Regions from separate parts of the Homo sapiens genome. Here region 2 is linked to region 1. Evidence: read pairs that join two places in POLR2A ChIA-PET (ENCODE). Cell type or tissue: IMR-90. All regions are shown on one strand. Links, peaks and the distances in the headings refer to the core of each region. The heading gives the core; the rest is flanking DNA.

The links. Peaks named below come from ENCODE experiments on the same cell type or tissue, not always from the same donor. Only the 100,000 strongest peaks of a DNase experiment are listed, where the experiment ranks them.
Region 2: POLR2A ChIA-PET joins it to region 1 with 10 read pairs; 2 of 35 experiments call an interaction of 5 or more read pairs at or near these places.

What each region holds. Positions count from the first base shown.
Region 1 is chr11:15,793,697-15,806,398 of GRCh38, forward strand. No RefSeq gene overlaps it. Among named protein-coding and RNA genes, the nearest start is that of LINC02682, 110 kb to the right of the region's middle. In IMR-90, for the core only: no CTCF peak of the experiment used is centred there; DNase peaks (open chromatin) are centred at 6,605 and 6,955; H3K4me3 peaks cover 378 bases; H3K27ac peaks cover 629 bases.
Region 2 is chr11:15,687,250-15,699,951 of GRCh38, forward strand. The region is part of intron 4 of LINC02751 (long intergenic non-protein coding RNA 2751); the gene reads left to right. Among named protein-coding and RNA genes, the nearest start is that of LINC02751, 140 kb to the left of the region's middle. In IMR-90, for the core only: no CTCF peak of the experiment used is centred there; a DNase peak (open chromatin) is centred at 5,702.

The DNA of each region.
Region 1 (12,702 bases), core at 2,563-10,562:
AGCAGGGCCTATTTTTATTTTTTTTTTAGAGAAAGGCTCTTGCTCTGTTGCCCAAGCTGGAGTGTACTGCCACAACCATAGGTCACCGTAAGCTCAAACTCCTGGGCTCAAGTGATCCTTCCACCTCAACCTCCTGAGTAGCTACTACTATAGGCACGTGCCACCATACCTGGCTAATTATTTTATTTTATTTTTTTTGTACAGATGGCGTCTTGCTATGTTGTCTAAGCTGTACTCAAACTCCTGGCCTCAAGTGATCCTCCTGCCTTGGCCTCCCAAAGCACTGGGATTATATGCATGAACCACTACAGCCAGCCTGAAGCAGAGACTATAGCCCCCACAACTGTTAAGTGTTAATACAAGGAACCAAACACAGGTCTGCATCACTGAAATGTTCCTGTTCTTTGTATACCACCTGCCTCTATTAGTCACTGCTTTGGGACTAAGTGGAGGACCATAAGAATAGACCTAGGCAGACCGTAGACTGCTACTAACTCATCTCTACTTGTGCATTTAAATATGCTATGTATAAGGGGCAATGTGGCCTACTTATTTGGTAGGCCCAGTGTCATTTTCATCTTCATTTGAAGGACTCCAGAGCATCACCTTCATTTAACAGAATCCTTCTGAGAAGTATTGGTCCCTCTCTCTAAATTCTTGGATGACCCAGGATGAAGAACCTTATGTTGTTTATTTTATAACCTGGCCATTATTCTCATCAGCCAGGAAATTATGAGAGTAGCCACAGCACTGAGAGCCTTGTTCCCAAGAAATTGATCACAAACTGTAGTAGGTGGTGTTCAAAGATCAGATGATCTCAATGAATCACATCTTTCAGTATTTATGTCCTGATATAGTCTCCTCCCACAATGAAACTGAGTTGGCCTGTGACACACTTTAACCAATAGAGTACAGTATTATATTATGCCAAATCTGGGCCTAAGCTTTAAGAATATCTGGCCATATTTGCCCTTTTAGTAGCCTTGAGTTGCCATTTAAGAAGTCTTGCTGCCTGCTGGAAAGTCTACTTGGAGAAAGCAAGTGGAGAGGCCACATGGAGAGAGTAGTCCTAGACTACACGAAGACAGAGAGAAAGATCTGCCATCTCAGCATCCCAGCTGAGTTCAACTTTCAGCCAACCTTTCTTGATTCTCCTGGTTATAGTGAAAGGTCAAATGAAGTAAGGTTTGAAACGGTGATGTGTAAGCTGGACAAGCACACAGGTTTGTGTTACATTCAATTAATCATAAGAGTGTGTTGAGTATTGAGCTCAGCCAGGCTGTGGTAGATAGTACGGGGAAGAGGATACCAACCCTATGCTGAAGGATTTCCCTCTGGGGAACAAAATGAATTTCTGTGCAGAGACACTGCATGCACAGACATTCTCCCACTCAGGTCTTGTCAGAACCACAAGGATGGAGGGATGAAAAGAAGGTCAGGACTGGGGAGTGGGACTGGGGATGGTGTGTGCCACTGAAGGTCAGAACACATAATGAGGTGGTCACGTCACCTCTCCTGGGGAGGCAGATTTGTTATGGCACTTTCTGGGGAAATCAACTAACTTGTCATGGGCTCTGTGAGTGAAACCCCATTTCAAGGTAACAGGGTCTTAGAGGACAGAAAGGAAGGTGAGGTGGCATTAAACCCAAGGTGCTAGAATTCTGACCAACCTTTCTCCAGGGGACACAGGGAAATTTTGAAGCCAATTATCCTCCTCTGCAGTAGCCCTCCATTCCTAGAAATGCATTCTCATCCTTGGAGAAAGATCAAAAGTTTCTGGAAAAGAGCCACAACCAGGAGCAAGACTGGTGAGATACTAATAGAGAGAGCGAGAGAGTGCCATGGATTCACAATGTGTGGTGCCAAGAACTAAAAAGAAAATCAATGAGGGAAAGTCAAATTCCCTCCTGGCCATGGCAGCCTTCAGGAGGCAGAGCAGCTGACAGGCTGCTGGAATCACTAAACCGATGTCCTGAACAACCAGTCAAGGCTGCAACTGAGCTCCATTCTCAGTGATACTCCATGTGGCTAGTTCTGCCTTGTGAAAGAGCCCTTCTCTAGACTTAAAGAATTCTAGAATGGGCACAGCTTTAAGAGCCCAGCCAAAACTGTGCTGCTTTATGAGCATCTCAGTATGAGCTGTTCATGGTTATAACTTGGACAGACTTATCCCAAGGCCTGCTAGGACCTCAGCAGTACAGACTATGAGATGAAAAAAAAAAAAAAAAGAAAGAAAGAAAGAAAGAAAAACAAAAGAAAAGAAAAAAAAGACTGACCCTGCTCTAAGGGTCTAAGGGGGAAAGCCAAAGGCCCTTTTCACACGTACAAGTGGTGAGCCCAAGCTTGAATTAGGCTGGAGTTTTTGTGAAAGAAAATCTATTCAGGTGGCCAGTATAGCAATAAGAAATCTGGTTTGCATGGATCCATGTATCAGGAATACTGAGAAATCAGCAATTCAGAGAGTACATGGGGCCACAGATAACCTCCAGGCCTACCAACTAATGGGTTGAATGCAACAAGGCAAATACTAGACTCCTTTAGATACAAGGATAAACCTAACAAATATTCTACCAGTCTTGGTCACAATTTCCTGAGGGAACACACCACTGCCTACAATTTAAGAAGTCAAGAACTGATCATCCCAGAAATGGAGTGCTCTCCTTTCCCTCCAGTTTTCTGGAACTTTCCCACTTAGATCCATTCAATCTCTGCATACACATAGCCATATCAAAGCTTGGCTCATGTTCTAGGGGACCAGCTGTCAATATATGACTCTATTTGTATTTGATGAATTTTAAAGTTTTTTTTTTTTCTTTTTTCCTTTTTTCAGAGACAAGATCTCACTTTGTCACTCAGGCTGGAGTGCAATGGTGCAATCAGAGCTCAAACTCCTGGGCTAAAGTTATCCTCCTGCATCAGCCTCCCGAGTAGCTGGGACTACAGATGCACGTCACCATGCCCGGCTAACTTTTTATTTTTATAGAGACAGGGTCTTGCTACATTGCCCAGGCTAGTCTCGAACTCCTGGCCTCAAGCAGTCCTCCTGCCTCAGCCTCCCAAAGTGTTGAAATTACAGGCATGAGCCACTGTGCCTGGCCTAAAGTCCATTTTAGTGCAGTAACTAATGACTCAACGCTTCTTTCCTCCTACCGATGCTTAGAACTAAAGATGCCTCCCCAGGTTGAAATACTACCTTGACCATGTTGATCCTTCCCTTGAAGGTCTAACAGTTCGTTGATGATTACCTCATTTCTCTACCCCAGTCCGACAATATTCCTAACCACTGCCTCCTTCTCTCCAGCAGGTTATACTGAAAATTTTCTGATTCTATTCATCCCTGATATACATGCCTAGGCCTCTTCTCTGCTCAGGTAAACTCTATATGCCTCACAGAAGTATTTTAATGAAGAAATCAAGTGGAAATCTAGATCCAAATTGCCCAAAAAATTCCATAAAACAATTGTAGTTCTAGAACCTGTTTTCTCCAAACAATATTTTACATAGTGGTCTGGTGTGTATAAGTAACAGATAAATGCTTATCTACTGAAGTAAGGGTAGGGAGAAAGTTTGCCAGGGGAGATCCTTAGGCCTCCAAAGGACTCCCAGACTCCACAGGAAAAAGAGAAAGCACCACTGACCTAGGCAAGTCACTCAACCTAGACTAAGTCACCTAATGTACAAAGGAGAAAACTAAGGCCCAGAGAGTGGAAGTAGTTTTCTCAGAGTCACAGAATAAATTGGTATCAGAGTCTAATTCAGAAATAATGTCTGTTCTGATACCATACTCTGTCTCTAAAATTTATCCAGAATATCCATGGAATCAGATAATCAAGTTTATCAACTACCTCAATTTGACTTGGTTCATCTAATTTGGGAAATGTGTAAAATAACAAATCCAACATAATGTCAAATCAGATTTTATTAATTTCATTGATCCCTATTAGAGTCATCACAAACATTTTATTTAGGAGAATCAGAAAATGCTCAAATTGAATAAAAATAAGTTGATTGTGTTAGATAAATAATTCAAATGTGCTTTGAAAAATGCATTTTTTGTAATAAGTCATTGAAATCATCTTTCTATGGAAAACTACGTTAATAATTTAAATAGACTTGTTAGTGTATCTGTTCATGATCAATGCAAAGGGCTGCAATCAGCACTTGTTTGAAGCATCCATAGAAAATCTAGCAGGATATGAGATTTGGCAATACCTGTATGGAAGGGTGAAGTTAGTCTAGGGACTCAAGTTTTATAACATGCATATGGTGACCATATTTTCTAAATGAGAAATCAGGACACATGTTTGACAAGTAAGAATATCCTTATGGGGACAATGGAATAGATATAGCAACCAGGTCTGTTGCAGAGAACCTGGAACATATGGTCCAGAAAGACAGTCTGCAGAGGCAGTTTTGTGAGGCTTGTCTCCTTCACAATTAATCGTCTTATTTCAGGGTTGGGAAATTGATGTGTATTCCCAGTAACCGGGTCCTTAACTTTCACTTTGTCCTCCTAAGGCAAACTTTACTGAAAAAGAAAGGTCTTTGAAAGTTAAAGTGCTCTAGAAATATGAATGAGCATAACTATTAACAAGATTATAAATATAAAATTAATTTATTTATATATTGGACAAAATATTTATGCATTGATCAATTTGACATACATTTATATGCCTATTTTGTATTATGCTTTGTATTGGACATTGAGGACATACTGATGAGCCAGGCTTGATCCTGTTCTCATGAAGTTTACAGTCTAAAAGATGGTATACAAATACAATAATAATCACAGTATGGTGGTCATATAGTCATAATGAACAGTCTAATTGCCATCCTTTCATCCATTTTTATGTAATATGTTAGAACAAATACACTTATTAATAGCTAGATAATAAGTATGTAAGTTTAGATACGTAGCAAGTGTGTAAATTACAACAAATCACTTCATTGCTTTGAGTCTCACTTCTTGTGCTAGGCAGTTTTTCCATTGTTATAAAAAAATACCTAAGACTAGGTGATTTATTAAGAAAAGAGGTTTTATTTTGGCTTCTTGTTCTGCAGGTTGTACAGGAAGCATGGTGCCAGCATCTGCTTCTGGTGAAGCCTCAGGAAGCTGGCAATCATGATGGAAGTTGACAGGGAGTCAGCATGTCACATGGGAAGAGAGAGGGAGCAAAAGAGAGAGGGAGGAGGGGCCAGGCTCTTCTAAGCAACCAGATCTTACATGAACTCAAGGAGAGAACTCCCTGATTTATTGAGAGGACAGCACCAAATTATTCATGAGAGATCCACCTCCATAATCCAAACACCTCCCACCAGGCCCCACCTCTAACACTGGGAATCACACTCCAACATGAGATTTGGAGGGGACAAACATCAAAACCATATCAGTTCCCTAACATGCGGTGTAGGGATAATTAATACCTTCTCTTCATAGAAGAATAAAATGAAATTGTGCATGTAAAATGCTTTTTACTGAGACTGCCCTACAGTTTGCTTCTTAATAGTAAAGGTATACAAGTGAAATGCAAAAATAATGTCAGTTTATTAAGGCATTTCGATAAATAATCTTTATAGAATAGGTTCTGAGCTCCCTAGAATGTAAGAGTTTAATAGCTCTTAGTCCAATTCACTCAGATTCAGAAAGAGGTGACTTGCCTCAAGTAAAGAATTGTTCTGCCTTACTACTGTTTGAGTAGCTCTCCGGTAAAAATGTGATAGAAGTTGTTATACTGAAGTCTAAACAAATCAGGCAATGGAAAGGCTCACTAGTTATCAGTTATCTTTCAAAGAGCTGGGTCCTCATACAGTAAACAGGAACACTTTTGCACGTGGGAGAGGGATCCCCACTTTTTTTTAGGAGAGGAGGATTTGAGGAAGGTTAGATATCTCACCCTAGGGCCTAGATGAGTGGTAAATGGCTCTTGTCACAGAAGACAGGTCTAGAGGTAGGATGATGCTGTGTCACTGAGCAAAACGTGGCTTGTCAGCCAGATATGATCATTTTTTAATGTACAGCCTGAATGCGTGCCCCTTTTCTCATCTCCAGGTTTAAAAAAATCTTTGTGCGAGCGGCCAAGCCTTTTACAACTTTGTAGAAGACTATTAAGGTGCTGTATGCAGTAGTCTAACATGTCAGTTTCATGTCCTTAGGATAGACAAACACATATTCAAATTTTTATATACATCTTTTTTAAAATCCAGGAAGGTATGCCTCCCACCTTATACCCTGGTATGTTGGTCCTTAGACAGAGACATGTATGTGGTTGGTCTTCCAACAAAAGATATAAGGATGACATCTTGATGCAACATGCTACTTCCACGCCACTACATCTCACAAATATCTTGCTGAGGACCACCAGTATGTAGCCCAAAACTGTATCAGCTGCCTAAATTCCAGCTAATGATGGACTTCCTTCCCTTTTCTCCCATGTAGACAGTCAAAGCAGTGAGTTTAGTCCCCACCAGAAACAGACAGTGGGTAGTGAAGGAACAAAAGTCATTCTGCACGCCACATGCAATTCTGAAGAAACCATGGCTGAGTCATGAAGAAAATGGTAGAGGTTGCCAGAGGAGGAAGCAGGAGGCACAGGGCTTTGTGTGCATCTTAGAGGCAGCGCCTCAGTCTGTGGTTCTCTGCTGGCTGCATTCCAGAGGGCCAGACTTCAGACATGTAGGCAGTGGAGACAGAAAAGGAATTCTCTGGAGGCCAGAAAAACCAACCGGCTACCTGAGAACTTAGCCACCACTGACATGGACAGCATTCTCACCATAACAACTAGTTAAAGGTAGTAAACCCTCTCTTATTTAACTGGCAAGTGATTAAGACTGTTCAGTTTTGCTTTCCACAGAATATAAAATGAAACAAGTTTCCAGAAAAGAGAAGTAACCCCAAGTCACTCCCTGAGTGAAGCAAGAATTAGATGAGACATCCTATGTTTAAATGGAGCCTAACAATAAGTTGCCACATGAGTCCTTTCACTTTCATTATTCCCACACATCTAAATCCCTTTCTTCCCTTCTTATGTGAAAACTCTTGATAAGCAAGTTTCTTTCCAGGGGGGAGGGAAGATAATATAATTATTATTGCCGTGATATCCCAATGTTTACATCAATGGGCTCAAACTAGCCATGCCAACCCTTCTGGGGGCTGTGTGAATTCATGTACTCAAACAGTAGACATGCTCGCTCAGAAGTCACACCTGCTACCTGTGTGATGCTACCTGATCCTGGTACCCACAGGTAAGTGGACAACCACATGAGTAAAATGATGAGCAACAGTTCTACTTCCTTTGGAAATGTCTCTTCAGAAAGTTCTTGTCTTCTTCCTCCTTCCTCACAAAAGTTTCTCTTCCTTGACATTTTTCTTTAGCAGACCTTATGTTATAATAGAACCACAGCTCCTCAGCCTTTGCTGAGTGTAGCCACATCTAAAACTCTGAGACCAGTTATGTAACCAAAGCTTTAGCTCTCAGGTAGACTGCTTTATGCCAGTGGACTTTCATATTTGTTGTCAGTAGTTTCCAAGTCACTTTCAGCCACCTTCAGGAATTTATTCCTGGTATCTGTCTCACACACACACACACACGTACACACACACAGGTGCAGGCCCACACACTCAAATAGTTACACCGTGGGTGCTACTGGTTGATTGACTCACACTTTATAATTTTCTTAGAACAGGGGCCTGTACATCATCCTCAGCTCTCTTCCTGAAGAAGAGCCAGTCCCTCCTGCCTCTTGGCCTGAGTGAGCCCACCTGCATTTCCAAGAGTTACCACATCATTTGCCCTGGAAAATTCTGCTGACTTCGAACAGATATTCAGAGTGTTTAGGGGAAAAATAAGACACCTTAACAGCATTGCCAAATAACTTGTGGGGAGGGAGCCTCAGAAATCACCACAGGCCTGAGTGGGAAGTCTATGAATCTTTGCAAAGTAAAATCCTTTTAGCACAGGATTCCTCCAGGCAATGGAAAGTGCCCTTGAGTATATAAAGATGGATGCTGGTCTGCTGTCCACACCTCAGGCTGTGGGAGAACGTGTGTATTTTTTAAAATGATGTTTATCAGGTCTAGGTTGTTTTTCCAGCTCAAAACTGAGACATGAAAATGGAATTTTTAGCCAGTAACTCATACATTTAGATTCCTGGTTTTTAGGTTTTGGAAAAAATGCACCTAGTTGTTTTCTTATTACAATACTGCTGGTTTTGTTCACCGGTCCGTGTTTTTCTTGGACTGTGGTAGAGTGGAATGTTTTAAATTATGGCCTTTTGCTTTTTACCCTCCGATGTCTACTAAATAAGTCCATCGTCTAATTCTAAAATTGTGAAGCAGCAAACATGCACTTGTAGCCAACAAAGCTACATTTTTATTCCAGAAAGGGTACTTCTGTTCTAAATTTACAGCAAAATAGCTCTGGAGACAAAGGCAGGATTTTGGCCAAACCAGACATGCTCTTTTATATGGCATGTCGCTTCCAATGCCCTTGCTAAGTACTCTACCTTGCTGAAGGCTTCTTTTCACTATTAAAATCTATAGTAAGTGTTTTGAAGTCTCAGCTGATGTCAAAAAAAAGAATGAAAGAAAATGTGCTATGTTTTGATTTAGCCGTTAAAACAAAGCTCAATTACAACAAAAAATAAACCCACTACTCTGTGGGATGAAGAAACTTGATATTTGGAATCAAAGACTAAGTCATATTTTAGGCTTTCCTTACCAACAAAGTTACCAATCCAAAGCAGTTGTAAATTAAATTTAAGTGAAATGGATTAAACCCCTCTTGGTGGAGCTACTGCAATTTGGCTAGACTCCTTGTCCCTCTCTTTTCTGCTATAATCTTTTTTTTATGCCAGGGGCTGGGTCTGGATGCTGGATGACCTTTAATGCCTCTTCCCGATCTGAGATTCCAGAACTTTATAGTACTGAAACTACAAGGTACTCTGAATCAGTAATTCTAAGAATCTCTGATTCTCTGCCTAGGTGTATCTCAGACATCATCACAGGCCATAAGGTGGTCTCCTAGTCTTTTATTATTATTATTATTTATTATACTTTAAGTTCTAGGATACATGTGCAGAACATGCAGATTTGTTACATACATGTGCCGTGGTGGTTTGCTGCACCCATCAACACGTCATCTACATTAGGTATTTCTCCTAATGCTATCACTCCCCCTGTCCCCCACCCCCCAACAGGCCCCAGTGTGTGATGTTCTCCTCCCTGTGTCCATGTGTTCTCATTGTTCAACTCCCACTTATGAGTGAGAACATGCAGTGTTTGGTTTTCTGTTCTTGTGTTAGTTTGCTGAGAATGATGGTTTCCAGCTTTATCCATGTTCCTGCAAAGGACATGAACTCATCCTTTTTAATGGCTGCATAGTATTCCATGGTGTATATGTGCCACATTTTCTTTATCCAGTCTATTATTGATGGGCATTTGGGTTGGTTCCAAGTCTTTGCTATTGTGAACAGTGCTGCAATAAACATACGTGTGCATGTGCCTTTATAGTAGAATGATTTATAATCTTTGGGAATTTACCCAATAATGAGATTGCTGGGTCAAATGGTATTTCTAGTTCTAGATCCTTGAGGAATCGCCACACTGTCTTCCACAATGGTTAAGCTAATTTATACTCTAACCAAAAGTGTAAAAATGTTTCTATTTCTCCACATCCACTCCAGCATCTGTTGTTTCCTGACTTTTTAATGATCACCACTCAAGTTGGATTAAAGACTTAAACATAAGACCTAAAACCTTAAAAACGCTAGAAGAAAACCTAGACAATACCATTCAGGACATAGGCATCGGCAAAGACTTCACGACTAGAACACCAAAAGCAATGGCAACAAAAGCTAAAATTGACAAATGGGATCTAATTAAACTAAAGAGCTTCTGCACGGTGAAAGAAACTATCATCAGACTGAACAGGCAACCTACAGAATGGTCTCCTAGTCTTTAAAAGGAGGCATGGGTGATTGTGAAGTAGAAAACCAGAGTAATTGCCACCTTGTCTTCTAAGTAGGCATCCAATTATTGATCCTGATCCTGCCAACAGCTGGAAAATCAAAAGTAAAACAAGAGTCACTTGTTAGAACTTTTGACTCTAAGTTCTTGTAAGTAGACAACAATAAAGCCATGAAGATGCTGCGTAATTGTTTAGATTCTAAGAAGAGTTTCAGAGTTAGTATTTCATTCAACACTTGAAAGAAAAAAATTCAAATGCAGACTAAAAAGATTCTGGCAAGCTTTCCTTCTCTTAACATTCTTTTTTCCTTTTTTTTTTTTTTTGAGTTTGAATTAGTCAGCTTAACTACTATTTGAAAGTTGTGAGTTGGGAAGAAGATTATGGCATTGCTGTTCCCATGTTGACACTGGTGTGTCTTGGAGGAAGAGAAGAGATGACTTTATTCACTGTCCACCACCTCCCTGCACCCAGATTAGCTTCAGTTAATCAAAGGCAAGACTCTTACTGGTATGCAAGTCAATGGGGCGAGAACACATTTTCCTGTGTCATTAGAATGCCATATGAAACCAATTCCACTTACAAGGACTCCTTTCTTCAATCCTTGCTCTAAATCACTCTTCCCTTTTTATATCTACTATTTACAGATTAGTACTAGAATTTTGGATCTGGATGGAAAGTTCTACTACAGGAAGAGAGGGGGGAAAAACTGTTATGTTAGCAAAACATATTCTGCAGAAATCTAATTGGTCTACCCTGATGTCCTCATCAAATACTTGTTTTCTGTCACCTCTTTAGTGCCTGCTAGTTTTTGACCTTGGTGTTTACTCAAATACTAACTCTGGTATTCACCTTCCAGGCCCTTAAATTTGTCCACTGGACACAGCTTCTCCTGTTGTCTTCCCAGCCCCTCCTGATGGCCACAATGTTTGCCTGCTGTAACCTTAGGACCCACACTCCCTCTTATAATAGGCTTAACCCTAGTTAGGGTAAGACATCATGGAATTCTCAGTCTTTGGATGCTAAGAGGGAGGGGAGCAATTTTTGCTTAAGCAAAGATGCTGTCAAACACTAAATGATCTCTAGCCTATCAGCAGTATTTAGCAGTGGTTTAGATCTGCTTTTAATACAGCTAGTATGAGCTTACTCAATACAGATAACAAAGCATTACCTCCTTAGATCTGAGCAATATACTTCTATAAATATAACCTTTCAGCTTTTTTAGCAATCACAACACTATTGATTTCCTCTGACTTTTTTACTTATCAAAAATGCATAGGACCCCATCCCCCAACACACACATGCACATACACAAACAAGCTTTTTACAATCTTAAAATTAGACAATTGGCTTTTCCAAAGCTAAATAAAAGATTTTACATTCATTTGTTACATTGAATCTTGTATATTGCATCAATTATTCTAGCTCTCCAATATTATTTTGACCCCGATCCTACCATCTAAATTTCAGCAATTACTCTGAGCTTTGTGTCATCTGTGAACATGATGCTCATGAACTGAACAAGCCTAAGATGTCTCATGAGACTCACCACTGAAGGGACCAGCTTCCAAGCTAATACAAGTGACTCCTAACATGCTAGAAAGAGCACTGGAGAGAAGATGCAAATTGGCTTATACAAGTCTCCCTTTTCTCATGTGGTGATTTTTCCTGTCTTCTTCTCAGGATTGTTTGAGGATTAAATAATTTTAAGATAGGGCTTAGAAAAAAATGTGTGTCACATAAAGAGTGTGCTTTAATATTAGTTTCATTTACTACTTGGGTAAAACTTTTCAAATAGCCAGGAACCAGTGTAACTATACTATGATCTATCCCACCCTTGACTAAAGGCCTTGCAGAAAGCCATCTCTGTCTTGTCCATGGTAATATTGCTCGAAGTCTGCCAAAATACCAGATAACAAGGTTGCCCTTCAAAGATGCACTTGAAACAATCAAGTGAAACATCACTTTATTGTCTTTCTCTTTTTCACAATGGCCTTGTAGCAACTGTCACAATGATATGAATTCAGAAATGTAATTATTTATAATAATAATGGAATCCCATATTTATGCAGACTTTTAGGGTTTTTAGGATACTTTCACATGTATAATCAAGTCGTCTGTTACTCATAGCAACTCTATGCACTTAGGATTCCCAACCCTATATTACAGATTAGCAACCTGATATCTGAAGAGTTTCAATGGCTTGCTCATAGTCATAAAAGCAGTAATTGAGCTGGTACAAAACCCTGCTCTTGTCATGGTTAGTTTGGCACTCTTTACTCCACCCAAGTTTATTTTGGTTGTCAGAATGACTAAAAGTCCCAAGGGTTACCTCTGAGTAGAACCCTATAAGAGGACTTGGCTTAATACCAATAACACCCATTTCTTTATGAATTGCACAGATTCACTTATCAGATTAGCCCAAACAAAGAGCAAAATTCTAAGGAATGGGTGAGTTTTCATGAAGAGAGAGCAAGGAGGACAAGTCAAAGGCAAAAGAAGTCGGTCTAGGCTGGGGTATAGCAGCAAGAAACCCAGAAGGTGAAGGTCGGCAAAGTGCTAAGTAAGGGCCAAGAACCACTGGAGACGATCTTTGTCAACTTCACACCTGCTTCCCAAAGCCAGCTATATGTATAACTTTTTGATGTACATGCTTCTGCCCAAAATTTTAAATAGCGCCTTTCAGCTCTCCAGCACTCTCCTTGAGCTTTGGCACACTCCTCCAAGGGTCTGTATTGCT
Region 2 (12,702 bases), core at 2,498-10,497, 110 kb before region 1:
GGTGACTCAGTATGCCACCTCCTCAGAGAGGACTTTCCTGATAATCCCATCTAACATAGCAGCTTCCGTTACTCTTTGCCTTCTTGTGCTGCCTCGTTTTCCTAGCTGGCATTCTCTAATATCACTCTTTGTAAATTTCTTTATTGTCAGTTTTCCTCACTAGAACATAAGCATCATGAGAGCAGGCACTTGGTTCTATTCACACTGGATCCCAAGAAACTAAAATAAGGCCTGGCTCACAATTGGTGCTCAAATTTTTTTTTTTTGAACAAATGACTAAATGGATGAGTAACCAACAATCCCTAGAGTAGTGGCCAAAGAACCACAGCTACTGTTACAGAAGTGGGTAACCCCAGGAGATTTTGGTAACAGTGTGAGTTGATGGGAGAATGTTCCTCAGAAGCATCAAGACTAGAAACCAAGAACAGCATATATCCTGGGTAGTTTTGCCCCTCTTCACCCTTTTCTAAACTGCGCTACATTCTGAAAAGATGGGCTTTATGGATGCATTATTCAGATTACTTTTTCCTTTGGCTTCTGGTCGAGTTCAGCCAGTGGGAGGCTTCATCAGTAGATCAGAGGTGGAAAGGTAGAAGCCTGAATACTTATTCTTCCAGCTCCCTCCTTGCCATGTTTCTTTACTGATGCCGTCACCCCTATCAGCAAATGCTCTCCTACATCCATAGCTCAGCCCAGGACTGGTAAGTGCACCTGTCCTTTACCCCTTCAGACCTAGGGGTAGTGGCAGGATCCCACAGCTGCCAGCCTCAGGGTGCTCATCATCTCTTGTGAGTTGCCTCAATCCTGCTCACTCCTTTGTAAACAGTCCCTTCATTAAATTCTTTCAATCATTCTTAGACAGGAAAAACCCTGCCAGACACAGCTCAAAAAATTATTGGACTAGCATCAATAATAAGAGATCAAGGAGTTAGAATCAGAAAGAAAGGAAATCATGGCATAGTGATGCTTCTGCCTCTAAATCCATTATGAAAAGGGGTCAGGCCAGTTTCACATGAAGGGGCAAGGCCAAAGAGAACCTCTTTGAGCAACAACACTGCCAAGTCTGATTCCCAAAGAAGATTCTAACTCCATCTTTGAGCTCTTTCCCACCTCCCGCATGTTGGGAAGGATGCACACCCCAGTGAAAATGTGGATTGGCAGAGGCAGCCTTGGGAGAATGTGTCATGCACTGCTTCCTCCTTGGACCTTTCAGCCAAGCCCACCCACGCTACAGCAACACAAAGGCTTCTTTGTGGTCAGCGTCCAGCATTGACCAGCTTCTCTTTGCTGCCAACCATATTCCCCTTTCAGTTTGTCCTGTTCTTGACCCTTGGTTTTTAGTTGTTGTTTTTTTTTTGTTTTTTTCCTTCTTGGCCTTGATCCTGCCTTTTGGATTTAGTGGCTAAACATAGTTTCCCTGTTTGACCTTTGGTTCTCTCTAGGGACTTTGGCTCACACTCACCACTCTATTTTCACTCCTGGATGCGTATACAGAATGCATTGACCCAACAGCATCTGGCCACTTACACAGTACCCTGGGATATGAGTGCGCATGTGAGTGCATGTGTTTAAATGTGTGTATATATGAATGCACATATGTGAGTGCACATGGCAGGAAAATATCAAACTGCCTGAGTCTCAATCTTGGCTCCACCACTTACTAGATGCATGGTCTAGGGCAAGTTACATAGCCTCTCTGTTCCTCAGTTTCCTCATCTGTAAATCTATTAGCAATGTTTTTAAAAGTACCTACTTTATAAGGTTTATAACATACTAGGGTTATACCTACTATGTTAAGGAGAGGGTGACCCCTTTGTGAGCAGGAAGGGTCATGCGATTATTTCTGGCCAAAAAGTTGTGAGCAGAAGTGATCTGTGCCACTTACCTGCTGATGTGAGATCTTCTAGGACTTTCCTTTCCCCTGCCACTAAGGCCATCCATGTTCCAGGTATTGGCTGCCTGAGTCCCAGATTGAGAATCTGGAACAGAGACCCCACCAATCCACCATGAACAGGGAACAGAAGAGAGAAATTAGTCTTGTCATTGTAAACCCCTGATATGTTGAAATTGTTTGTTAACACAGCCTAACCCAGCCTGTACTGACTGAAACAGCTGTTGTAAGGACTGAGATAATTCATATGAAAAGCTCTTAGTACAGTGTCCAACACATCAAAAATACTCAATAAACATTGGTTATTATCATTTGTATGAATGGAACTATTTTTATCATTATAGTTCACCCTTGAACAACATGGGTTTGAACTGCCCAGGTCCTCTGATAGGTGGATTTTCTTCCACCTCTGCCACCCTGAGAGAGCAAGACCAATTCCTTCTCTTCCTCCTCCTCTTCAGCCTTCTCAACATGAAGATGACAAGGATTAAGACTTTTATGATGACCCACTTCCAGTTAATTAATAGTAAATAGATTTTCTCTTCCTTATGATCTTCTTAAAGACATTTCTTTTTCTCTAGCTTACCTTATTGTAAGAACAGAGTTTAACATACAAAATACGTCTTAATCAACTATTTATCAGTAAGGCTTCCAGTCAACAGTAGACTATTAGTATTAAGGTTTTGGGGAATCAAAAGTTATACACAGATTTTTTACTGTATGGGGGTCAGCACTCCCAACTCTGTTTGAGGGGCAACTGTATTTGTGTGGGTAGGGATGTGTGTATATAAGAGCGTTTCCTTTGTTAGATCAAACAGTTTCAACAACCTTCCATTCTCAGCACTTGAGAAGTCAGGTGAGCCATAATCCAAACTGTCAGTACAGTTTAAAGGTAGAGTTTCCTGACCTGAGGGATTCCCAAGAGGGTGTTCTGACATCAGCGTCACACACAGACAGTGAACATGCCCCAAAAACTGTAGTAGGCAAGTCATATTATGGATTTAACTTCCTCGATGTAGGCTAAAGTGGTAGCAAAACCAGAGACGGTTCCTTGGGCCACGGATTAGAGACAGGAGAGGCTGTGTTGGATCGCCTTTCTGTACAGTCTGAATGATTGTTGGTCTGCAGGGACCACAGAAGACCTCCAATTAATTATTACTGGAGAACATAAAATCATAAACAAAATTCCTTGTAATAAATTTTTCAAATGAGATTGCATGTTTTATTTACAGTACTGGCCCATTTTGGGCTTTAAATCTATGAACAAAAACAAACATGCTTTTTTATCAAACAGACGGGGAATAAAAGTATTCAATATCCTTTCTTTCTCTCCTTGCCAAGGAGGACATGCGCTCTGTGCTACAGAGGAAGACAGGCCCAGGCTCTGTCAGCTGGTAGAATGAATGGACTCATTTTGCTTTGCAGAGGAAGGTTTAAGCTATAAAGATCCTTCCACATGGTGGGGGTTGGGGGGTGGGGGATGGGTGGTAGGGAAGAAAGGAAAATTGAAAACAAAGGGTCTTGCTGAGGTTCAGACGTTTTACTTCTTAATTCAGCATGGTATCTGAGTTTAAAATAGAACATATGCAAAGTGTAAACTTCTAAAACTGAAACAGCTATCATCAGGCATGTTTCTATAGCTAAAAAATCAGAAACCCACTTGATCTGAGCATTCTACAGAGAAAGTGAACCAAGTAGAAAATAGATTCTGGCCCAAGGTCTCATTTGCCCTTTGTCTACCTGTAGCCTAGCAAGGTCATTCTGAACCTTGGGGGAGAGGCATCTTATATAAATTCATATGAGTCCTCATAGCCTCAGATCTGGTAGGCTCAGAAATGTTGTTGCCAAAATGTCTATAAAGATGTATTTTCTCATAAATATTGGTGATGAATCAGTGAATACAGGTCTACCAGAATAATGGAACATCCCATTAAACACTCAGCTAGGCAACAGTTTGGAGCAAAACCCTGAGGGGCAAGGTTGTTGTTTTCCAGTATGTGATATAAGCATAAATCAAACAGCGATATATTGTACTGTGTTTCTGTATTAGTTTCCCGCAGCTGCTGTGAAAATTTGCCATAAACTTGGTGACTTAGAATTTATTCTCTCACAGTTCTGGAGGCCAGAAGTCTGAAATCAGTATCACTGAATCAAAGTCAAGGTGTGGGCAGGACCACACCTCTTCCAGAAGCTCTAGAAGCAAATCCATTTCCTGCCTCTCTCACCTTCCTGGTTCCTGCCAGCATTTCTTGGTTTGTGGCCACATCTTTCCAACGTTTGCCACAAGCTTCTCTTTGCCTTCTCTTCTGTCTGCATCTCTGCTCTTGCTGCCTCTCTAAGGATGCTTTGATTACATTTAGAACCCACTAGATAATCCAGGGTAATCTCTCCATCTCAAAATCCTTAACTTAATCCATATCTACAAAGATACTTTTTCCATATAACATTACATTTTCTGATTCCAGAGATGAAAACTTGATATCTTTTAGGGCGATGACTGAGCCCACTATTGGCTCCAGTAGTCCAGGAACCAAATGTGAAAGTAGAATTGTCCTCTCTCACTCTCATGACCCACCTGCAGAATTTGTGTTTCCCATTCCCACAACCTTAATTTCTGCTGGATTAATAGTTCTGTTTCCCAGGGAAAGAGCATTTTCACCAGGGGACACAATAAGTATTCCACTAAAGTTGAAACTATGATTCCCACCAGGTCACTTTGGGCTCCTCCTCAGGTAGAGCAGGAGGTAAAGGAATTGGACCTGCTGGAGGCACTTAGGTTACTGCTATAAAGTGAGGGCAAAGAGGAATGTGGCCAGAACTCAGAAAGTTCAAAGGGAGTCTTTTGGTTCTTCTACAACCGGTGGAAATCGTGAATCAATAATGTCAGCATTCAAGACCTCACCAGAGCAAGACTACTAAGACTCAGACTCCTCTGAGATGAAAGTCTAGATCTCCAAAATCACTCAGTCTAGATCACTCAGGGCAAACAACCTGAAGTGTTTACCAAGGGTGAGGGAAATCTAGAATGGGTGGAAGAAGAGAGAGATGATAACAGTTATTTAAAAATCCCCAATGAGTTTATTCAACCAAGCCTCCTGTATTGAGTCTGGAGACGCCTTTTGTGTCTGCGGTGGATTCTGTAGGCACCAACTGGGTCCCTGCTTCATGACTAAAGCTCTTATTTCTCCAGCTGCTGAGTGTGTCACATGCTGATGGCTTCTGCTGAGCCTCTTTCCTTGGACTTGCTGTTTGTAGAAGGGAAAATCTAGTTTATGCCCCCTCCCTAGGGCAAGACACATTCAATGACTGGTTGGTTTGAGGGTACCAAAGTGAAGGCACCCTGTCTTGCCTGGGAACATCTCTGAAGGACCATCCCAGCTCCAGGGATCCTTCTGGAATTGGCACATCCCCTGTTGCAAGTGCATTACCATTTCATTTCTGCCTCTGTCCAACTCTGCCTTCCTTATCCTCTGAGTTATTCTTCACAACGCTGCCCAATAAACCAATGCACTTTCACCTAGAGTCTGTTTCCAGGAATCTTGACCTAAGACAGGGCTCTACATCACCTCCTCTGAGCTCACCTCTGAGTTTAGCAACAGCTTCAGTGGATACTACCATGCAAGCTCAGACTTACCTCACACCGGCCAGGCCCCACCTCAACCATGGGCTTCACATCTATTCACTTTCATGAGGACCTAGGGCCCTCATCAGCTCTGTGAGAAGCCACTTGGTCTTTACATATGCAGAGCCTGGAAACGCAGACGAACTATTGACCTCAAGTGAGCAAACCTAAACTGAGGGGGTATGGGAACTGAGAGGTAAATCATCCAGCCTCCTGTCCCTCAGATGAGTCATCCTGGGATGTGGTCTAGACACCACTCAGAAGGCTGCAGCAGAATATAGCCCCTGAGGCCCAAAGCAGCAACCTCAATAATACACCTTTATATTGACTTTTCCTCCCCAATCTCTGCTTACTGGGATTATCTCCTTATAACTAAGTCCTTCTCTCAGGCTCTGCTTGGGGAGAGACCATACTTCCAGGTACCACCATTGGCTAAGTGGTTGTTGCTATCTCCTACAGCTTTATCTTTCTCAAAACAGAGAAATTTGGGGGAAGTGGGCAACTCACAAATTCTTTTTGATGGGTATATAATGAAAAGGAAAATGTCATATGTCAAAACCTACTATGTGCTGGGACCTATGTCAGGGATATAGCAATGAGTAAGCTGAAACATTTTCCCAGAGGAACCTTGCATTCAGTAAGTGTGGATGGCCAGGGTAAGATGTAGGAATGAGATACACATTGAAAGGTGAAGTGGGAAGAGACCAAGGAAAGAATGGTTCCCTCTCATTAGAAAATCAGCAGGGGGGCCGGGCATGGTGGCTCATACCTGTAATCCTATCACTTTGGGAGGCCGAGGTGGGTGGATCATCTGAGGTCAGGAGTTCGAGAGCAGCCTGGCCAACATGGTGAAACCCCGTCTCTACTAAAAATACAAAAATTAGCTGGGCGTGGTGGCGGGCACCTGTAATGCCAGCTAGTTGGGAGGCTGAGGCAGGAGAATTGCTTGAACCAGGAGGTGATGGTTGCAGTGAGCCAAGATCACACCATTGCACTCCAGCCTGGGTGACAGAGCGAGTTTCCATCAGAAAAAAAAAAAAAAAAAGAAAAAGAAAAAGAAAAAAAGTGAAAAAGAAAAATCAACAGGGGCTTCATAGAAGAGGTGGAATTTGAGAATAGCAAAGTGAGGTGAGGAGAGCCCAGAGACAAGAAAGGGCAGGGCTAGCTAGGATCATTGGGAAAAGCCCAGTTGGGATGAGGTGTCAGGTGTGGGAATGAAGGTCATTGAAGATACAGCTGGAGGTGAGGACTGTGTTGGGAACTCTTGGGTGCCAGAAAGTGGATCCTGGGCATTGTTCTTCTTTCAGACATGGTCTATTGAGGTGCTGGAAGTTATATAGCCTTCAGGATATACACTAAGGCCCACTTAACAAGAAGTGGGGAGAAGTATCCTGACATACAAACCAGCAGGTTTTTCGTTGGTACCAGGAGAAAGTGTGTGGTAGCTGGCAGGCAACTAATCAAAAGAGCTAGCATTTATTGAACAGTTATTATATACCAAACAGTGATCTTTATATGCATTATATAATGTAATCCTCACAGCAACCTTATGAGATTGGTCCTTATAATATCTCTACTTTACAGGCAAGGAAACAGAAATTTAAAAAGGCTAAGTAACTCCCCCCGCTCACCCCGGGTCTTAGCCTTATAGCTGTTAATGTGATCCATGCAGACTGACACGTCCATGCCCAGAATTTAACCATGATGCTGGCTGGGTGAGGTGAGGGCTAGGCAAGACTAGCATCAGCCAGAGCTTTTGAGCACGGTCCAACACCCAGAGGCCCTTTGTTCATCACAGGGTGTTGTGGTGGGGGAGGTGTTAGGAATGGAAAGTGGAAGTGAGGTCTGACCCCTAATTTCAGGATTAGGGAGGGAGGTAGCACCATTTTACCATTACTAAAACAGTCTTCCTAACCTTCTCTAGGTTTGAGCTATTTGATGGCTGCATATTTCATCCCTCTCTTTTCAAGCCTGCAAGCAGAGTAGGAATTCTCCATTCTGAGCTGGGATTTCATGCTTACCTTTATAGCTCCTTGCAGCCATTGCTGCCACTGGCTTTGAATCTCTCAGTTTCCATCTCTTCAAATACCTGTATCTTTAGCCCCTTTAAGATGCTAATAATTTATTTATGAAGCATTATTCAAGCATAGATCCATCTGCTCCATGATGTTCACTCATTAATAATAATAACAATAGCTAACACAAATACCTATATGCATCTTATTTAATTCTCATAACAAACTTCCTTGTGAGGTAAGTATAGTATTACTATCTCCATATTTCAAACAAGGAAGCTGAGATACAAAGAGGCAAGATAATGAGTGCAAAGTCACTCAGTTGTAGAGAGTTGAAGAAATTGATAGAGCCATTTCACTAAGTCTACTTGAAAGCACCATTAAGCTGCTGAAAAGTCAGCTGGGGTGATTGGGTACTCTCTGGGCTCTCATCTCTGGAACTCTCTCACGACAGGCATTGTTCCTGCCAGCAAGATCATACAGATATGCTTGTTTACTGAGTGCCTTTTATGAGCCCAGACCCTTGTCACACATTGTGTCATTTCACCCTTACAATGCCCTGCCAAGAAGGTATGGCTAACATTATCTCCATTTGATAGATTAAGAACCTGAGAGTCAGACAGTATTATTAACTGAAGTTCACACAATTGTTCTCAAAGGGCTCATAGTCTAGACAGGGGATAAACACATTCTTTAAAATAAGTAGATACAATACAGCATGGTCAGCTGATCATTAAGAGCTGTGAGAGCACCCAGGAGGGAACAGTGGTCTCAGCATGGCCATAGCAGGAGAAGGAGGGAGGATATAGAAGAAGAATCTGGAAAGGTGTCCTGAGGTGGCATTTTTGCTGAGTTTCTAGGGAGAGGAAGCATATTCTAGGGGAGGAAGTGGGAGAACGGCATTCCAAGGAGTCCAGGGAACAACTGTCCGGTGAGCTAGTGGTGGGTAAAGGTTGGCATATTTGAGAAGGATGAGTTTTCAGGCATAACAAGAGCACTGGATGCAATGAGGAGATGTAACTGTGGAGAGTAAAGCTGGGGTAAGATCCTGGAGGACCCTACAAGTGCCGCCAAGGAGTTTGGATGGTATCCTGGAAATTACGGGAAACTTTTCAAGTCCTGGAGGAATGTGAGAAGATTTCCATAGGCATCATCCAGAGTGGAAGTGGGGATGCAAATGGAGAAGAAGGAAAAACAGAAGAAACATTTAAGGGGTCAAATAAAAATGTCCTGGGGCTTTTGGTGTCCCAAGACATCAAAATGGCTTGGGATGGGTATGTAATGACTATGAGCAAGGACTTCAACAATGACCCTCCAGTTTCCATATCTGGAGATTGGATGGATGGACGGTGGCATTCATTGAATTAAGAAGGAACAGCATGAGGGAGAGTGATATTGAAATGGCATGTATCAGCTGAACTTGAGGAGCCATGAGATTCCAAGGGGAAGCTGTCCAGGAGGTCAGCGGACCTGAGAAGTGGGAGAGATAGATTGAGTTAATCTGCTCAGCAGATGATTATGGAGTGTTTATCAGGTGCCAAGCACTGTGCTTAATGCTGTTGATTGAGTCGGATGGTTCAGGATCCCACTCTGGAAGCTCATAGTCTATAAGGAAAGTGGACCAGCAAGTGTCCTGCCATGTCACAGAAGCCAAGGCATGTCCTGAGTCTAAGACAGAAGCATAAAAGAAGTGATGCCTAACTCTACTGTTCAGGGAATAGTTTTTTAAAAAAAGGCTTTATGCTTTATATGGGAAGGACCTGAGATCTGAGTCTTGAAGGAACAGAAGGAGTTCACAGCCAGACAATGGAGGAAAGGGCATTCTAGGTAGAGGGCACAAGCACATAAAGGTACATGGAGCCTGCATTCTCAGTATGCTTGGCAGTGGATGTGGGAAGTAGGAACAGGAAGGGTTATGAGTTACAATGCTGAGGAGATCAGCAAAGGACAGATGGCAGAGAGTCTCAAATGCTATGTTAAGTGGTTTGGAATATTCTCTGGAAAGTGGAATCCACTAGAGGAATTTAAGCACGAAAGTTACATGATTGAATTTGGAATTTGGGAGTCAGAGAATAGCAGTCAAAATTATAGGAGTAGATCTGATCTTTCAGAAAAATAAGTAAATAAATTGAAGATTGAAGGTTTATTCCAGAGATAGTCAAAGAACTTCATACCCTCTGGCCCAGGCTGGCCTTGTTTCAAGTCATTATCATTATTAAAAACTAACTTCTATGAAGCACTTATTCGGTGCCAGACACTATTCTAAGCACTTTATATATATTTGCTCATTTACTCCTCATAATAACCCCATGAGATAAGTTAACTGGAAAATGATGGGGCCAGGACCTGGAGCTGGGATTTGAACCCAAGTCATAGGGCTTCAGAACGGATAAGACTTCTCCACTCAAACATGCAGGCCCCTGCAATAATAATATATAACATTTGTGAAGTCTTAATAGGTATCAGGTGCCTTATTTGCACTATCTAATTTGGTCTTCATAACAACCTCATAACAGATGAGAAAATGGAGACACAGAGGGACACATGCAAGTTATTTAACTCGCCCAAGTTGGAACAACTAATAAGTGGCCAAATTTAATCCAAGCATTCTGACTCGAAAGACTGTGCATGTAATAACTTTGCTCTGCTGACTCTGTAAGTTTTCCATAAATACTAGCTGAATTGATAGATGGGTGGTTGCAAGAACAATGTTTCTAAGAATTGGCTTCTGCAGCCCTGAGATCCAAGCATCACCAGGCCAAACACCCAGATGGTGATTTTCCACCAAAGCTGAGGAGCAGAGTGTAGTGCGGCTGGCTCCTACTCCAACTAGCCTGCTTCTGTAGCCTGAACCTTGCAGGGCAGGTGGGCATCAAAGGCTGCGGGGACTGGGTGGGACCAGCCTACAGCCCCTTCATTGGTCTGGCCCCATCAAAGCCACCTGTGCCAGACTCTGCTCCATTCCAAGCCTGGGCAGATCAAAGGGCCCCGCACAGAAGTTGGGTTTCTGGGCAGCTCCGGTTCTGATAATCGATTGTCACTTTGGCAGTGACAGCAGAGTCCAACATGACAAGACTGCCACAGCTAAGGCTCCTGGGGCAGACATCAGAGCACAGCTCCAAAGGCCGGGAAGCTGTCTGAGGCCCCTCTGGGCCTGCACCCCTGGTGGGAAGAGAGAGAGGAACTAGAGAGGCCCCTAAGGAAAATGTTTGGAGCAAGATCACTAGAGTAAAGTTGATGCAGGCAAGAAACCTGACCTTGGCATTTATATTCTTGCCATGGAACCATGAGATCTGATTACTTCATGTGGCTGGGAACAACTGTTGACCTGCCCACATGTGTTTATTCTCATGCACACACATGCACAAACCTAAATATATACACACACTTGAATCACTTGCCCAGACATACATACATTATAAACATAGCCCTACACATGAAGATTCTCACACAAACACAAACAAAAATATTCATATACACATTCTCCTAATACCCATCACACTTGCCTACATATATGTGTGCATATATACACATAGCACTATACATACTTACAGATGCAAATATGTAGCCACACACATATACATGCCTGCTCATTCATGGGGCATACATTTTATAATATATTCTTCCAGTTGCCAGTCTCTATCTCTAACATTTTTCTCTCAAAACGATGAGAATCATCCTCATAAACAGGCTTTAAGTGCAGGAATAGCCTATGGTATAGATCCGGCTGCCAGCCATTCTCCAACTCCTCTGCAGAAAAATCTAGAGGAAATGTCCCAAATTGTACCAAACAGGATTTATGTTAGCTCTTGGAAGGGATTTCCTGCCAATAAGAGCTAATAAAAATATCAGCATGTTAGAATTCTGTTTATTGAGGAATATTTGGTTGCCAGAAATTTGAACAATTGGAATATCAATTTTGCCTCAGTTGTATGCTCTGAATCAATAGATTTTAAAAATATATATTCTGAATCAATAGATTTTTTTAAAAAATATAATGGCATAGCTATAAATCAGACGGATTTATTATAATTTGGGGAGCTGAAAATGCTTTAGTTTAAAAGGCAATTAACATCAGAGTTCAGTTTCATTGAAGATTTAACAAATGAGCATAATTAGGGCATTTGAGTTAGGATAGTGTTTAAGCACCTTCTTGCTCATAATAAAATCACATAACTGAGAAAAGTAGCATGGGGTGCTTTGAAACCAGCCTAGGTATCGTCTCCTCCAGGAAGTCCTCCCTGACTCTTCCCTGCCTAGACTGGAGTGGGCATTTGCAGTTGACAGTGTGTGTGCTGTGCCACCCAGGCACCCTTCAGGACACAGGCTCTCAACCCCTGGGCGCTAGTATTGGGTGCTAATAAGTCACAGGAGAATCTCTCTCCAGGACTTGCTCCCAGCAAAAAGAAGCCAACTCACCCATGGTTATGCCCCATCCCCGGGGCAGTGTGCCACTATAATGACTGGTTGATGTGGAGCTACAAAGGTCTGGACCTTTTGCTTAAATGAGACAATAAGAAAGGGTTGTCCCAGTTCCCAAGCTTCCTGTGGGATCAGCTAAGCCTCTGTTGTGACCGCATCACAGCACAACTTCTCCCTCTCCAGGCTGCATTCACTCCTTCAAAGGTGTTGTTTCTGAGAATGCACCCCAATAAACCTCCTGCACCCAAATCTTAAAAGACTTAGAAACCATCTCCCAGCAAACTTGACCAATGGCAGTGTCTTTTCTCAGTGCACCCACGTTTTTGTGTATTCCTCTCCTTTTCTCACAGCCAATACCCAAATGTCAGCAAATATATTAAAGAAATATCCCTAATCTCATCTCTCATTGCCTCCTTGGCTACGGCTCCAGTACCAGGTGTCCCCTGGCCCATTTGCAATAATCTCCAAACTGACGGCTCTACTTCTGCTCTTGACCTTCACAGTCTATTCACAGCAAGTTATGGGGTAACCCTGTCAAAACATCATTTAGTCAAGTCAATTCTTTGCACAGAATCTTTTCGTGGCTTCCTATCTTTTTTAAAAAACATCCAAAGTCTTTACCATGCCTGCTGGACCTCCATCCTCCATGACCTGGCCCTCTTCTCCCTCTATGCCTTCATCTGCTCCTTCTTCCTCCTTCATTCATTCCCCTCCAGTCCCTTTCCTGCTGTTCCTTTCCTGCTGTTCCTTCA